2 separate regions of the Homo sapiens genome follow, and region 2 is linked to region 1. Evidence: read pairs that join two places in POLR2A ChIA-PET (ENCODE). Cell type or tissue: B cell. All regions are shown on one strand. Each heading gives the region's core, and the rest is flanking DNA. Links, peaks and the distances in the headings are about the cores only.

Region 1 (2,914 bases), core at 113-2,612:
CCAGCCTGGCGACACAGTGAGACTCCATCTCAAAAAATAAAATAAAATAAAATAAAATAAAATAAAATAAAATGAAATAAAATATTAAAAAAAAATAGCAGACTGAACTCACAAAAACATTTTCCTTCATCCATTTACCCTTCCCCTGTTTAGAGGGATGTTGGGGTTGGCTGGAGAGGAAGAATCTGGCCTGGAGTTTTCAAATGCTGGAATTTTGGCCTAATAAGGGATTTTGATGACTACTTGTTTTTTACCACAAGGGAAAAGAAAATTCTCCAGGCTCGGGGAGAGGGGCGAGGACTGGAGCTGGACACTGATGTAGGTGTGAGATGCATCCTCTCCCCACCAAGGCCCAGGGAAGGAGGGAGGGTGGATTTGGAAACGCAGGGACAGAGAAGACCTGCACCCTCCCCCTCCCTCAGGCCAACCACGTCCACAGCACATGATCTACGATTTCTAGTTTTGCTTCACTTTTAAGTGGAAAAAGAGCGTAAATACTGTGGAGCGATGTGTCTTAGACTCCTTCCAGGTTTTTATCATTTTCTCCAGTCTCTCACAGATGGCAACCTACCCATCGATTTGATGGACAGCATTTTTAGCAACTTATCTCTACCAAGTCTTACCTGAGTATTCAACTTAGTTTTCATAGAAGCAGCAGCTCTCTTTTTTACATTTATATTTCATTGGTTTAACTAATATTTAAGGAAATTACATGATATGGTTTGGATTTGTGTCTTCACCCAGATCTCATGTCGAATCGGAGGAGGGGCCTGGTGGGAGGTGATTGGATCGTGGGGGCAGATTTCCCCTTTGCTGTTCTAACGATGAGTGAGTTCTCACGAGATCTGATGGTTTAAAAGTGTGGCACTTCCCTTTTGCTCTTTCTCCCTCTCCTGCCACCGTAGGAAGAAGGTGCTTGTTTCCTCTTCGCCTTCTGCCATGATTGTAAGTTTCCTGAGGCCTCCCAGTCATGCTTCCTGTTAAGCCTGTGGAACTGTGAGTCAATTAAACCTCTTTTTTTCGTAAACTACCCAGTCTCAGGTAGTTCTTTAGAGCAGTGTGAGAACGGACTAATACATTACATAACTACAACAACAAATACAACTGGCATAAACAGGTTTGGGACCATGCCATCGGACTCTGGGTAATCTCACAGTTGGACAGATGGGAGCAGAAGTGGGAAGGCACCTGAAAGTAGCCCCTCCGCTGACAGCCTTCGTACACCAACTACATCAGGTCACTTGGTTTAGGGCAAGGCAAGGGAAAGGAAGAGTTGGCTACTCAGCCACTCTGCGAAGCGGACGCTGGGTTAGAGAGCTTCCACTGCATGTGCAAGAGAACGATTATGTTTTAGGTTTGGTTTGCCAAAAGCATACCCTAAGACAAAGATTTGAGTGCAAGTAATGCCAGCTATCCGTTTACCATGAGGCACAGGTGTGGGTGGGAGGAAGGCAGGGAAGCCAAGGTGGGCCTGTGTAGCCAAGGGAAGGCCACAGTGGGCGGTGGGAGCTTAGGCCTGCGTTAGAGCGGTGCTACCCACAAGGCAGGGAAGCGGGGCTGATCCGTCCCCCAACTCCTAGTGTTCTCGGCTGAGGACTGCTCTCGGGGGCATGAACTGCCTGGCACTGCATTGCAGCCTCTGGCTGAGTACGCTGCTGCCACTGGGAAAGTCCTTAGGCCGAGAGCTCGAGGTGATACTGATTTACCCATCGGACTTGAGAGGCACAATGCCCAGGACCCAAGATACCTTTTAGGACCCATGAAAATGCTTTCTTGCTTTTTTTTTTTTTTTTTTTTTTTTTTGAGATGGAGTCTTGCTCTGTCACCCAGGCAGGAATGCAGTGGTGCAATCTCGGCTGACTGCAACCTCCGCCTCCCAGGTTCAAGCAATTCTCCTTCCTCAGCCTCCCGAGTACCTGGGATTACAGGTGTCTGCCACCATGGCCGGCTGATTTTTGTATTTCTAGTAGAGACGGGGTTTCACCATGTTAGCCAAGCTGGTCTCAAACTCCTGACCTCAGGTGATCCTCCTTCCTCTGCCTCCCAAAGTGCTGGGATTAGTGGTGTGAGCCACCATGCTCAGCCACATGCTTTTTTATCAGAAGAAAAGTAAATAAATTTTTAAGGTGAAGAAAATGTTTTAATATATAATATGAATATATTTGTCTTTATATCAGTACAATTGTAAAATATTATTTTTAATAGATTTTTAAATGGAATGTCTTAGTCTGATCGAGTTTCCATAATGAAGAATCATAGACCTGGTGGCTTAAACAGACATTTATTTCTCACACTTCTGGAGGCTAGAAGTCCAAGATTAAGGTGCAGGGCAATTTGGTTCTTGGCAAGGGCCCTCCTCCCGGCTTGCAGACAGCCACCAACTCCCTATGTCCTCACATCCAGAGAGAGAGGAGAGAAATCTTCCTGTTTTTCTTACAAGGTCACTAATCTCATCGATGAGAACCCCACCCTTATGACTTTGCTTAGTCTTAATTACCTCCTAAAGCCCTATCTCCAATTATAATCACAGTGTGGGTTAGAACTTCAACAACCTATGCAGTTCAGAGGAGACACAATTCAATTCATAGCATGAAGGAAGGGCCCCAGGATGGGACACTATGATCGTGGTTGGAGGGGCTCACGATGAGACGCGGTCAGTGGGGCAGACACCGGGACGGCCCAGGGGCTCTAGTTGCATCACGGCAGTGAGTAGCAGATAGTAATGGTGGTAGATTCAACATAACTTGGGCAAGGGGAAAGTGAATATGGTGGGGAGCCTTGGGGAGTGAGACAGTGACAGGGGTCTCAGCCAGGCAGTGCAGTCACAGCGAGGTCACATCAGCCTTCAGGCTGAAGAGATGGAGATGGTGTGAATTTGTTGATTTAGAGGCAATGCAGTTTCAGATTTGTGATG
Region 2 (2,914 bases), core at 156-2,655, 66 kb after region 1:
ATTCCTCTTCCCCCTGCACACATGCAGTGTGCCCAGACAGGGCTCACCCAGACCACAGGGGATCCTAGGCGATGCAAACATCTAGCACTAAAGACAGCACGGCCACAGACTAAGAAGGGCATTTTGTTATCAGCTTTCTTAAAATCAGAAAGATAAAAATAAAACTGATGCATGTTCTTAAAAACTGATCCCTGTGAGAAAGCCTGCTGGACCCTGGGCCCTAAACTCTGGCACTCACTCATATTCCTGTTAACAAGGAAAAAGGACTCATTAGTACCTAGCTGGAGTTGAGTAACCTTTGTTTTCTTTTCATTGTATTTACTTTGTGATTTTTTTTATGGTAAATGATGGTGGTTTTTCCTTTGTGATGAAGACAAAAATTGTCATTTAAAATGCATTTTTAAAACCCTTTTTTAATGAATGTTTCCAAATATAGACCAGAAATAGGGATGAATGCCAGCATGCCACCAGCCAGCCTCAATGACCTTGGCTGGTCTCATTTTTTGACACCCCCAGCTCATCCCACAGCCCATTATTGAAGCAACTCCCAGCCACCATAGAACTCCACCTGTGTATATTTCAGTGTCAACTGCTTCTGTGTGACTATATCAAAAGAACATGGTGAGTCAGTCATTGCACAGGGAGTCCCTGTGTAAAGCAAATCCCTGAGCATGGCCTGGAGTGATGTGGCTGGGAACACTTGCCTGGGCTGGCTTCTCACTGAGTGCACAAGAACTTGCACCTGATGGGGGGCAGCCACCTGCCCCAGCCCTGACGTGCACATGGCACCTGGTTCTTCCCTGTCTGTAGCCTTTCAGACCGTGGGCCTCCCAAGGGTGGGTGGGAGTCCTGGAGGCTCATGTGTGATGTCCCTGGAGCCTGCTCAGAAAATATTTCCTGAAGAAGTGGGACAAGCTAGCTGGTTGGAACTCCTAACACAAAGGGTGAGGTAGGCCGAATTTTAAATGACCCCTGGGATGGTTAATTTTTGTGTCAACTTGGCTGGGCCATGGGGTGCCCAGATATCTGGTCAAACATTTTTTTCTGGGCCTGTCTGTTGGGGTATGTATTAGTCCATTCTCACGCTGCTAATAAAGACATTACCAGAGACTGGGTAATCTAAAAAGAAAAAAGGTTTAATGGACTCACAGTTCAGCATGGCTGGGGAGGCCTCAGGAAACTTACAATCATGGTGGAAGGGGAAGCAAACATGCCCTTCTTCACATGGTGACAAAAAGGAGAAATGCTGAGTGAAGGTTGGGGAAAGCCCCTTATAAAACCATCAGATTTCATGAGAACTCACTCACTATCATGAGAACAGTACCAGGGTAACGGCCCCTGTGATTCAATCACCTCCCACCAGGTTCCTCCCAGAACACATGGGGATTATGGGAACTACAATTCAAGATGAGATTTGTGTAGGGACACAGCCAAACCACATCAGAGTGTTTTGGGATGAAATTAATATTTGCATTGGTAGACGGAGCAAAGCAGACTGCCCTCCCCAGGGAGGGCGGGTCTCCTCTAATTCAATAAGGGCCTTAATAGAACATAGGGCTGAGTAAGAAAGAGTCCTCTCTCTCTCTGCCCCACTGTCTTTCACCTGGGATGCCGGCCCCCTCCTGCCTTCAGAGTCGGACTCAGGCAGAGACTTGTGGGCCAGGACTCCTTAGCTTTTATGATCATGTGAGCCAGTTTCTTATAGTGCACAAATACCTACATGTGTGCATTTACACATACATCCTTATTGGTTCTGTTTCTCTGGAGAATTGTGACCTTTTCCCCCATCACCTTTACCTGTGCCCTGGTGTCATGCTCGTGAATATGTTGGGTTACGTAAGAAACGAGACTCTACAAATGTAATTAAGGTTACTAATCAGTTGACTTTAGCAGAGGGGGTTATTTTCGAATTATCCTCGGTGGGCTTAATGGAATCACATGAGCCCTTAAAAGCTGGCAGAAAAGGAGGGCAGAGGGGTTTGAAGAGTGAGAAAGACTTGAAATGCTGTTGCTGTTTGGAAGGTGGAGAGGGCCACATAGAAGGAATGGGGGTGGCCTCTAAGCATAGAGAGTGCACCTATGTTGGCACCCAGCAAGGAAATGGGGACCTTAGTTTTATCAGCAGCTAAGACTTGGATCCCTCCCCAGGACCGGTAGGTTTGAGCCTAGCCTGACCGACACCTTCCCTTCATTCTTGTGAGACCCAGAGCAGAGACTCCACCAGAATTCTGGTCTACAGGCTGTGAGATTAAAAAAAAAAAGGATGTTGCTTTAAGTCATGAAGTTCTGGTAATTTCTTACTCAGCAACAGAAGGTCGATTCAGAGAGGGAGGAAATCCCTTTCTGTTCACTTCTCACAATGAGTGATACCGATTTTGGGTGACCCTTGACAGGGGACAGTCCCAGAAGAGAATCCTCTTCCACATTTCATGTCACGGGGAGGGATGTGAGGCTCAGAGGGGGTCACAGCAAAGGAGGAGTGGAGCTGAGGTCAGAGCTGGAGTCTGGGTGCTTGCAGCCCATGTCCCAAGTGCTCAGGTGAGCCTAGCACGGGTCTGGTGGGGGTGGGGCACACCCCTGAACAGGTGCTCACACCACTCCCCGCCCCCAGCTCTCACCCACACCCACAGCCATACCCACAGCAGGCTTCAATTTTGTCTAAGCAACTCCTAAGAGCCAACCCCCATCTAAGAGCAGGGAGTCCCTGGAAGCAGACACCAGTGTTCTGTGGTGGCATTGTCACAGGACTCATCTTTTCAGAACCACTCTGTCTATTGCCCCTGAGCCACTTTGGGAAGCCATGTGGATGGAGCTGATGGGTGTCCAGGAGCCAGGGAGGGAGACGGGCCCAGGGAAGAGGCAGGACCACAGCTGCACAGCCTGGCAATGTGGACTCGGACCTGGCTAACCTTGT

What was found. ChIA-PET counts read pairs that join two places held together with the same protein. Peaks named below come from ENCODE experiments on the same cell type or tissue, not always from the same donor. Only the 100,000 strongest peaks of a DNase experiment are listed, where the experiment ranks them.
Region 2: POLR2A ChIA-PET joins it to region 1 with 5 read pairs; 10 of 35 experiments call an interaction of 5 or more read pairs at or near these places.

Annotation. Positions count from the first base shown.
Region 1 is chr10:124,165,276-124,168,189 of GRCh38, reverse strand. No RefSeq gene overlaps it. Among named protein-coding and RNA genes, the nearest start is that of CHST15, 73 kb to the right of the region's middle. In B cell, for the core only: no CTCF peak of the experiment used is centred there; no DNase peak of the experiment used is centred there.
Region 2 is chr10:124,099,283-124,102,196 of GRCh38, reverse strand. No RefSeq gene overlaps it. Among named protein-coding and RNA genes, the nearest start is that of CHST15, 7.1 kb to the right of the region's middle. In B cell, for the core only: no CTCF peak of the experiment used is centred there; DNase peaks (open chromatin) are centred at 1,276 and 2,437.